2 separate regions of the Homo sapiens genome follow, and region 2 is linked to region 1. Evidence: chromatin loops called from intact Hi-C (ENCODE). Cell type or tissue: HepG2. All regions are shown on one strand. Links, peaks and the distances in the headings refer to the core of each region. The heading gives the core; the rest is flanking DNA. Region 1 overlaps ADCY9 (adenylate cyclase 9). Region 2 overlaps ADCY9 (adenylate cyclase 9).

Evidence for each region. Hi-C counts contacts between places; a loop is a spot of excess contacts. Peaks named below come from ENCODE experiments on the same cell type or tissue, not always from the same donor. Only the 100,000 strongest peaks of a DNase experiment are listed, where the experiment ranks them.
Region 2: a loop joins it to region 1, with 2.5 times the contacts of the local background. A loop is called at or near these places in 7 of 110 quality-filtered maps.

The regions. Positions count from the first base shown.
Region 1 is chr16:4,107,122-4,112,492 of GRCh38, reverse strand. The region is part of intron 2 of ADCY9 (adenylate cyclase 9); the gene reads left to right. Among named protein-coding and RNA genes, the nearest start is that of ADCY9, 6.6 kb to the left of the region's middle. RefSeq lists an enhancer at 3,552-4,051. In HepG2, for the core only: no CTCF peak of the experiment used is centred there; DNase peaks (open chromatin) are centred at 1,662 and 3,022; H3K4me3 peaks cover 2,259 bases.
Region 2 is chr16:3,959,656-3,965,026 of GRCh38, reverse strand. ADCY9 (adenylate cyclase 9) reads left to right here. Exons shown (of 11, transcript NM_001116.4): 11 at 1-2,374. Among named protein-coding and RNA genes, the nearest start is that of TRIDDENT, 12 kb to the right of the region's middle. RefSeq lists an enhancer at 2,984-3,483. In HepG2, for the core only: no CTCF peak of the experiment used is centred there; DNase peaks (open chromatin) are centred at 3,386 and 4,066; H3K4me3 peaks cover 1,538 bases.

The sequences.
Region 1 (5,371 bases), core at 216-5,215:
CCTATGTGTCCAGTTGGCATTCTCTTTCTCTGGCTTGTGATCTGAGCTCCTGTATCTTTTATGTATTTGTTCTCTGGCAAGGGAACATCATCTTTCTTCTGATTTTTCTTTATTTTACTAACTTTGCTGTTGAAGATTTTATGGATGTAGACGAAAACTATTTTCACCCGAGAATTCCCCTAACCTAGAGCACTTTAAGGACTATGTTAACAAGGTCAGAAACTACACTTTCTGTTCACTTGAAAGATGCTGCCGTGATGAGTGTCTTTCCGTTTAGGGCGGTGGCACTCGCTCTTGAGTCTGAAGGTGTCAGTGGACGGGGCTGTGGGTGTAACCCCCTGCTTGCCACCTTGGCATTTTTAGGGCCCAGGTGTTGTGAGCTCTGTCCTTGGAGACTGTGGGACGGTGGAGCTGGGCGGCAGTACGTTAAATTAAATATGTTGGCCCAGAGGACAATGAGAACGTTTTGTAAGCTGTACTTTGTATGCTGTATTACTCGAATTTCAAAAATGAAGAGGGTGTAATTATTAAATATGTTTGGAAATTGCCAAGTCATTGAATACCTATTTTGTGAATTTATGAGTAGTTTTATTTTTAAGTTTGTAGATCAGGGGTCTCAGACACAGAGCCAAAAAAAAAAAATGCTAGAGTGAGTTTGTGTTTTTTTTTTTTTAAACCTCAAATAGTGTAAATTTGGTAAATTAACTTTTCTTGACATTTGTGTACATTGTATATTTATAAAAGTTTTAGTACTGTAGGGAGTAGGGAAGATAGAAGGCTTAGCTTAGCTGCTGATTTTTTAAAAGTGATATTCTTTCCTTTAGCTCTTTCTCTGAGACCACGATTTTGTTTTCTTGAGCTCATTTTACAAACCTTTGTGGATAGGACTCCAGGAATAGAGTATGTCTACACAACTTCCTGGCCCTTTTGGAAACTGTCCTTACAAAGCTAAATTGAGATGACAGCACAGTTTGTAGAAGACCCTTTCACACACATAGTTAAGCTTATCTACATGTAAGATCGATTTTAGCCTCTGCCTTTGGGCTGGTGGCAGATGTTTTCTCTATACAATATTGGGTATTACGGGAGGCTGAGGCAGGAGAATTGTTTGAACCCGGGAAGAGAAGGTTGTAGTGAGCCGAGGCTGCGCCACTGCACACCAGCCTGGGCGACAGAGCAACTCTGTCTTAAAAAACAACAACAACAAAAACAAAAAAAACCCCAATACTGGGTGTATTAGCCTTTCCCTCTTACCCCCTTTTCTGATCCCAGGGTTAAAAAGCAGCCAGTAGCGGCCCTGCAGGAATGGGCATCCATAGAATGAGAAGGGGCTTCTAGAACTAGCCTGGGAGCACAGAAGGAAGCTCCTCTCATTCAAATTTATCCGAACAGGCTTTGCAGAAGGGTAGTTTCATGATTTCTGCACATTCCTTCACTCTGAAATCTGTGTCGTGCCCCTGGCACTGACTGTGCACCTGGCACTGTGGATGTGGAGCAGGATCCGTGATCGTGGAGCAGGATCCGTGATCGTGAGGTAGGAGGTGGGACTCGACTCCAGAGGCGGGGTTCAGATGCCAGACCGAATTGAGGACTAGCTGATACAGGGATGGGGCAGAAGCAGCGTTCTGCAAGGCACGCCCACCAGTGTGCCTTGTTAGTTTACTGTCGCCATGGCCACACCCGGAGTTACTGCCTCTTTCCATGGCCGTGACCTGACAACCCAAAAGCCACCACCCTTTTCCTAGAAGTGTCTGCCTAAGCCTACCTTTACTCTACAGGAAATTAAAAGTAGGTATAAGGTAAGGCTGGGCGCAGTGGCTCATGCCTGTAATCCCAGCACTTTGGGAGGCCAAGGCGGGTGGATCACCTGTGGTCATGAGTTGGAGACCAGTGTGGCCAATATAGTGAAACCCCGTCTCTACTAAAAATACAAAAATTAGCCTGGTGTGGTGGTGTGCGCCTGTAATCCCAGGTGCTCGGGAGGCTGAGGCAGAAGAATCGCTTGAACCCAGGAGGTGGAGGTTGCAGTGAGCTGTGATCATGTCCACTGCACTCCAGCCTGGGCGACAGCCTAGGCGAGACTGCGTCTCAAAAAAAAAAAAAAAAAAAAAAAAAAGTAGGTATAAGTATGATTGCAAAACTGCCCTGAGCTGCTACTTTCCGCCTTTGGGAAAGCCCAGCTCTGCAGGAGCAGTCATGGAGCCGTATAACACTGCCTGCCTCTTCAATAAAGGTGTTTTCTTTCCTGCCACCGGCTCACCCTTGAATTATTTCCTGGGCAAAGCCAAGAACCCTCTTGGGCTCGGCCCCACTTTGGGGCGCGTCTGACCTGCGTTAATAGTTCCCAACCTCCGTGAGCTCACAGTTAAAAATGTTGTGGAGTATGTTCGGGAGTGGGGAGCGCTTTAGAGGGGGCTCCTGCTGGAGCTGGGTCCTGAGATCAGGCTGTGGCTCTCCAGGTGGACAGAAGAGCACCAGGGCAGAGCGGAGAGGTGGGTATGGCTGGGCCCTGTGCTTCTCTGTGGGGGCGGACGATTGTTAGTTGTTCATCAGGACAAGGAAGGCCATGGGTAGCGTGGGAAGGAGTTTGCATTTGACCCCATAGGTGTCAGGGAACCACTCAACAGGGGGCTTAGGTGATCTGACTTGCAGTTTTAGAAAGTTCACTCTTTCAGAGCTAGTGAGTGTGGGTTGGAAAGAGATTAATGAGGTGTCGAGTAAATCCCAGGTAGGGGTGATGGTGGCCCAATCCAAAGTTACAGTAGCAGTGATGGAGGTGATGGGATCTGAGTGGCATTAGGAAGAGCAGCTTGATGGGACTGCAAGCCAGATTTAAACAAACGACTGGCAGGAGGGGAAGGGCTTGACCATGTGAATGGGAAATGGCATTTTAAGTTTCTGGAAGTGACTTGGCGACAATGTGGAGTCAGGAATGGGTGAGGGGCCTTTGAAGTTGCTATGGTATGAATGGAGAATGCAGGATGGACTTGCAGAGTACAGAGGCCCGGAACCCCTGGCTTGCTTACTCATTCAGCAAATCATTTACTCCGTGCCAGGCACGGTTCTGGGTTCTGGCAATACAGCCGTAAACAAAACAGACAACAATTCCTGCTCTTGTAATAGGGGACAAGAATTTTTAAGTCAATAATATAGGAGGATCGCTGGAGCCCACGAGGTCGAGGTTGCAGAGAGCCGTGATTGCACCACTGCATTCCAGCCTGGGCGACAGAGTGAGACCCTGTCTCTAAGAAACAAAAACCAGGCCTTCAAATAGGGGAGATCTAATAGAGGGGACAACAGGGGAGTCAAACCATAAATAAGTAAAATAGAAAAAGTGTTTTGTGAACAAACATAAAGCAGGAAGGGGATACAGCAGATGGGGTGTACGAGTGTGAGAAATCTTATCTAGGGTGGCCAGTCACTGGGAGAAGGTTGCAGGAATTTTTAGCATACTGCTAGGATTTTGGAAATAATCTAAAAAGTGAGGGGCCAGGCATGGTGGCTCATGCCTGTAATCTCAACACTTTGGGAGGCCGAGGTAGGCGGATCACCTGAGGTCAGGAGTTTGAGACCAGCCTGGCCAACGTGGTGAAACCCCATATTTACTAAAAATACAAAAATTAACCAGGTGTGGTGGCAGGTACCTGTAATCCCAGCTACTCGGGATGCTGAGGCAGGAGAATTGCTTGAACCTGGGAGACGGAGGTTGCAGTGAGCCAAGATTGCACCATTGCACTCCAGCCTGGGCGACAAGAATGAGACCCTGTCTCAAAAAAAAAAAAAAAAGTGTGAGGGACAGTTATTAAAGATATGGAGAAATGGGCCGGGCGTGGTGGCTCATGCCTGTAATCCCAGCACTTTGGGAGACCGAGGTGGGCAGATCAGGAGGTCAGGAGTTTGAGACCAGCCTGACCAACATGGTGAAACCCTGTCTCTACTGAAAATGCAAAAATTGGCTGGGTGTGGTCGCAGGCGCCTTTAGTCCCAGCCACTTGGGAAGCTGAGGCAGGAGAATCGTTCGAACCCAGGAGGTGGAGTTTGCAGTGAGCCGAGATCGTGCCATTGCACTCCAGCCTGGGCGATAGGGCGAGACTTTGTCGCCAAAAAAAAAAAAAAAAAAAAAAAAAAAAAATGAAGAAACGGTCTGATTAAGGTGAGGGACCTTCCACAGCATTTGGGATGAAACCGCTAGGCCTGAGGGAACCGTGGCTGTTGTATTCTGCCTTGGGCCACAAGCAAAAAATGGTGAGACGTGTTATCTCGAGCTGTTGGCTTTTCCTGTCATAGATACAGGGTCACAAAGACAGAAAATGAAACTGTTAGAAAATATCTACAGGCATCTTCTTTTCCCGTGTAAATATTAGGAAGACAGAATGAAGATGCTCCTCCGCTCTCATCCACACCCATGGTCATATCTCTGAAGAGGGGAATACCAGGGAGTGATCACATTGTCAGATGCAGAAATTAAAAAAGCTTTTTTCCCCAGCCAAACTTTATGCTTGTGGAGCAACTTGGGGAGGAGACCCGCTGGTATGCATTTGGGCAGATTGTCACCTGTTGGCCACCTCTGTGATCGAGACCTTTGCCTTAGAGGAGTTCCTATGTAGACCCTGTCTGGTGGGCCGACAGACCGACAGTGGACGGAGGCATTCTGTATGCGTTAGCCTCTGCAAACAAACACCTGTCTCATGCCGGAAATCTGGGCGCCCCATTAACCCTGAGCACGGGCCTGCCAGCTGACAGAACCCTAGCCAGGTGTTGGTTTGGGGTTCAGTTGCATGCTCAGGTGTTCCCCTTCCTTCCCCCGTTAGCTTGTCCCCACCTAAGCCTGCAACCCTTGCCACTGGGATGCTAACCCGTTAGCAGAGCTCAGTCTCCTTGCTTGGAAATTCTGTGTTGACCTGCACTGCATTCTTTTTTTTTTTTTTTTTTTTTTTTTTTTGAGACAGAGTCTGGCTGTGTCACCCAGGCTGGAATGCCATGGCGTGATCTCAGCTTACTGCAACCTCTGCCTCCCAGGTTCAAGCGGTTCTCCTGCCTCAGCCTCCCAAATAGCTGGGATTACAGGTGTGCGCCACCACGCCCGGCTAATTTTTGTATTTTTAGTAGAGATGGGGTTTCACCATGTAGGCCAGGCCGGTCTTGAACTCCTGACCTCAGGTGATCCACCAGCCTCAGCCTCCCAAAGGGCTGGGATTACAGGCGTGAGCCACCACGCCCAGCCTTGACCTGCATTCTTGAGCAGGATCTGTTATGCACGTGGAAATACAGCCTCTCAGATAGCAAATGGCAGAGATGAGATGAGGCACACAGTTCCCCTCCACAGCTGGGGTGGGAGACAGAAAACAGCAGTAGAGTCGACACTCAAGCT
Region 2 (5,371 bases), core at 281-5,280, 150 kb after region 1:
GGTCTCAGAGCCGCCTCTCACCCCCGACCCTCCACCCAGGGGTCTCCCCATCGGGAGTGGAGGTGTTGGTCCTGGAAGCTGACTCATCGGAGAGGGAAATACCAAATAAACATCCGAGGTTGCATTTATTTATTTATTTATTTACCCGGAAGCATGTGCGCTCCCGGGAGGGGTGCTGGGTCCTCAGGGTGGGGGGTCATAGCCACAGGGGAGGGCAGTTCCCAGGAAGGTAACCAGATGTCTCTTTTGTGTTTTGGCCACCTGGGGCCGCCCCCAACCTCCCCACCCCAAGAGGGGTCTGAGTGGGACCTCAAAGCATGGCCAGTGCAATTCTGAGGCTAGGGGAATAGGAGAAGCCCACCAGCTGCCCCTGCCACCCACGGGGGCTCCTCCCTGCCGGGGTCCAGCTCAGAACCACGGGGGTCTGTGCCGGCAGCACCGGTGCCATCTTGGCTTCCACAAATTCCAGAAGTTTCTTGGCTGCCTCCCGCTCTCAGATGGCACAGGGCCTATCAGTGGCAGGATTTAATCTGGGGAGCAAATTCCAGCTCTGAAATGGAGTTCTCACACCGTATCTAGGGACAGAGGCATCTGGATGCAAACGCGGGGTTTGTTAGGGGCGGAATCCCGAGGGTGGTGTGGGGGAGCTCCGTCCGGGCAGTTGGCTGCTGGTCCTGTCTGATTATGTTTTGCCATATTGAGTCTGAAGTTTGTGTGGAAGTGAGCTCGCCCGAGTTGTCCGGTCGGAGTTGTAGCCAGTCTTTCAGGGGACCCCGGGACGCTGATGAGGCCCAGGGTGCACTCCTTGTCAGTCTTGCCCGTTGTCCCTGTGCATTTTGCTTTCCGCTGTCAAATCTCACTGTCTCGTTTTCACACCGCATCAGTCCCCATCATCACTACTCCTCCCCAGAGACATACAGATTGCCCTCCCCGGCATGAAGAAGTCACAATTCTGACCCGCCACCTCTCCAGGGGCGGTGCCTGGGATGGCCACCCATCAGGACAGCCAGAGCCAGGGTCCCGGCGTCCTGAGAGTCCAGGGCACCTCCCCCCATTAGCTGTAAGGTTTCCTGTCAGGTGTGACTGTCAGTTTGCTGGTCTTCCAATACCGAAGAAAGGGTGGTTGTGACAATACCTCTTGCTTCTAAAGAATGTATTATAAAACACCGCAGATTTTTTTTTTTCCTTAAAAAACACTACCTGATGCTTTCCTTGTTCGTGGGGATTGTGGTCACATGAAGCTCTTTCTGCATCAGTATTAAGGTGTATATTTGAATGTCCTCCCCTCCCCTTTCCCCTCCAGGCTGTGTAGCTTTGAGGGGCTGGGCGTTTGCTCACGACCTTGCTGTCTCGCTCAGAACATGCTCCGCAAAGTTCTCCGCACACACTTCTTCCCCATCAAGCCCATTTCCTTCCCCAACCACAAAGGTGTTTGTGATTCCTCACCCCGGGAAACCAAGGAGCTGCAAAGTGGAGTCTGGTTCAGCCCCGTGCAGACTCACCCAGAGCTTAACGTTGTCTTTCAAACACCCTGAGCCTTCCTAAACAGCCAGTGCAGACGTTCTCTCTGGGCCACGAAGCCCCTCGGGTCCTCCCCGTCCCCTGCTCCGATGCATACCTCAGTGCAGAACCACAGAATCTCTGCAGCGGAAACGCCGTGCATCTCTTGTCTGTTGGCAGCGAGCACATCGTGCTGGAGACACGAGTTTCTAAGCAGCTGGCACGAGGGCTGCTGACGGCATGGGTCGTGCTTCAGGGTGGCAATACCTCTTAGGAACTTAGGGCAGGAAGCAATACTTCAGCATTGAATGTGTGTAAATAGTTGCTTTGAGTTGCAATTGCTATTTTCTTCTCAGTCCCAGCTCAGATCGAATTATATATCCATATATATATATATATATATATATATATATATATATATATATATATGGTAAACAAGCACACACAATTTTATCCAATGCAAACAAATGTAGAGCATCAGTTACAAAACCCTCGAATAGCTTGAGAGCCCCACAGGCTCTGCCACACCCGTGACTTCATCCACACTGACGTCACCCGCGGGGGCTCCCCCTGCACATTTGCACACGATCCGGAGAGCCGAAGGCCGCGTGCTTCCTGTCACATGGGCTGTAATCATTTGTAGTTTCCAAAGACACGTCTGCATTTGAATTTCTAGATTTTCGAGGTAAGGAGTTTTTTTTAATTGGTTGTTTGGAAAATCACATCATGCCTAGAATCTGAAATTGAATTAGCAAGAACCGACTGTTTGCATTTTCCATATATCCTTTTATCTGCTCTTTTTAAATTGTTAATTCTAATAATTTCAAAATGCATTCACTGAAGAAATGGACATTAAAATATTCTAAAATTTAAATATATGATGCCTGGTGTTTTCTTATTGAAAAGATGAGCACTGCTTCAGAGAGGAGGGCGGTCTTCCTTGGACAGCTCGTGTTTTCTGCGATCTGTGGCTCACCTGGGTGGGTTTGCCTTTCTTTCACGTCATGACTTCAGAAACAGGGCAAGTAGAAAACCCTGTTTGTGTTTATGTTATTTTTTTAATTGGATCTATTTGCTCCAGTTAACTTGAGTTGAAAAGTATTTATTTTTACACAGAATTTTTTAAACAATAAAAGTAAGGTTGCAGGACAAGTTTTGCTTGTGAGATTTTCCCTGTCAGGCCTCCTAAATAGTTTTCTGCAACATCCTTAGAGAAGGAATTGAGGGGGAAAAAGTAGGTTTTCTGAAAAGGAAAGAGTGATTGCAGGTACACAGATCACTGGGGTCCCAGGTGTTTTGAGGAAGTCACAAAGCCCCTTCAGAATCTGTTTAAAGTCATAGAGCCTCTTCCCAGAAAAACACACATGCCATTTTCTACACTTCTTGGGAGTTCACCACACTCCCGCATCTGAGGCCAAACTATGGATCTTCCAGGGGTTAGAGCCCCTTCCCCTGTAGGGGTTTTCCTGATGAGTTATTTTTTTTTTAATTTTTATTTATTTAGACAGAGTCTCACTCTGTCACCCAGGCTGGAGTGCCGTGGTGCGATCTCAGCTCACTGCAACCTCTGCCTCCTGGGTTCAATCAATTCTCGTGCCTCAGCCTCCCTAGCAGCTGGGATTACAGGCATATACCACCACACCCGGGTAATTTTCATATTTTTAGTAGAGACAGGGTTTCACCATGTTGGCCAGACTGGTCTCGAACTCCTGGCCTCAAGTGATCCGTGCGCCTCAGCCTCCCGAAGTGCTGGGATTACAGGCATGAGCCACTGTGCCCGGCCTGGTAAGTTAAGTATTTATGACCAACTTCAGGGCACAAAGATTCTTTTGTAGACTCCACAAAGGGAGCTGAATTCATGGCTTCTGGTGGTTGCTCATGGACTTGCGGGGGTGCAGCCTCCAGCTGATTCTCTGCTGGAGCCCGGGGCCAATGAGGTTGCTGTTTGATGAGGTCACTCTCCTCCCGAGTCGCCACTGCAGGCCTCCCTGGTCACCTTTCCAGCTTAGGGAATAACCCGTCCTTGCTGCCTTGAGGGTCTTGTAAGAATGGAGGTTTTGTTCGGTTTTTTTTTTTTTGGAGACAGGGTCTCATTTTGTCACCCAGGCTGGAGTGCAGTGACCATCAGGGCTCACTGCAGCCTTGACCTGCCCTGACTCAGGTGATCCTCCCACCTCAGCCTCCTGAGTAGCTGGGACTACAGGTGCGCAACACCATGCCCAGCTAATTTTTGTATTTTTTTGCAGAGACGGGGTCTTGCCATGTTGGCCAGGCTGTTCTCGAACTCCTGGGTTCAAGTGATCCGTCCTCCTCAGCCTCCCAAAGTGCTGGGATTACAGGCATGAGCCACCGCGCCCAGCCAGAACGTGGGTCTTTCTACTAGAAAGGGCACCCAGTGACTTAGAGGATTTCTCAAACAGCCAAGAAAGGCAGCCTCTAATTTTTGCAATCAGCCCCAGAACTGATCATTTGTGGTTTCTCTTTCATCTGAAATCTTGTTCACATGGTTGCTTTTCCCCCACTGTGGGAATCTATGGCTGTGGCCACCTGGAATAGATCCCGCGTACTGGGAAAGTGAAACTAACCGGAGAAAGCCAAGAGGAAGCGATTAAGAAAAAGTACACACTTGCACGCAATGGACATGTACATTTAAAATCTTCCCAAGTGTCTATTTTTATACAGTTCCTTTTTAAAAATTGTTTTTTTAAATATCATGACTCTAAAGAGTTGTTAATGAATATTAGAGTAATTTAAGCTTAGGGAATTCTCGTATCCCTGCTGGCCCTGAAAGTCTGAAGGAGATGTGAGTTAAGTAATCCGCGTGCCTGTTAGAGTCTCAGTCAACAGCGGGGATTCTTCATTGTTTTTTTTCCGGGGTGGGGACAGGTTTGGCTCGCAAAGGCTTTGATAGTTTGATGAAGGTTATGGTTACTTTGTCCAGAAAAAATGCACATAAAAACAACTTTTGATTTTTTGTTGTTGTTGTTTCGTTGCTTGGTTTTTTTGAGACAGAGTCTGGCTCTCTCGCCCAGGCTGGAGTGCAGTGGTGCGATCTCAGCTCACTGCAACCTCCGCCTCCCAGGTTCAAGTGATTCTTCTGCCTCAGTTACCTGAGTAGCTGGGATTACAGGTGCTCGTGCCACCATGCCTGGCTAACTTTTGTATTTTTAGTAGAGACAGAGTTTCACCACGTTGGCCAGGCTGGTCTCAAACTCCAGACCTCAGGTGATCCACTTGCCTCAGCCTCCCTAAGTGCTGGGATTACAGAAGTGAGCCACCGTGCCCGGCCAAATCTTTTGATTTTATATATAATTTCAGGAGTCCACGAATGCAAATAGAGTGCCCCTGATCCACGGTAACCAGAGGAGAGATGACTTTTCATTCCAACTCTCTGCAGATGAGGTTTCCTAGCGTTTCTGGACTCTCCGCTGGAAACCTGATTTGGCATGTTAATGCTACTCATTGTTACATGCGTTTTTATTTTATTTATTTATTTTTTTTGAGACAGAGTCTCACTCTGTTGCCCAGGCTAGAGTGCAGTGGCACGATCTCAGCTCACCACAACCTCCACCTCCTGGGTTCAAACAATTCTCCTGCCTCAGCCTCCTGAGTAGCTGGGATTACAGGCATGCGCCACCACGCCTAGCTAAATTTTGGATTTTTAATAGAGATAGGGTTTCACCATGTTGGCCAGGCTGGTCTCGAACTCCTGACTTCAGGTGATCCACCTGCCTTGGCCTCACAGAGTGCTAGGATTACAGCCATGAGCCACTGTGCCCAGCGTTGATACATGCATTTTTAATCAAAATTATATTTTAGAATTTAATGTGTGAGTTATCTAAATATATTTGAAGAGCTGCTTAAAAAACGT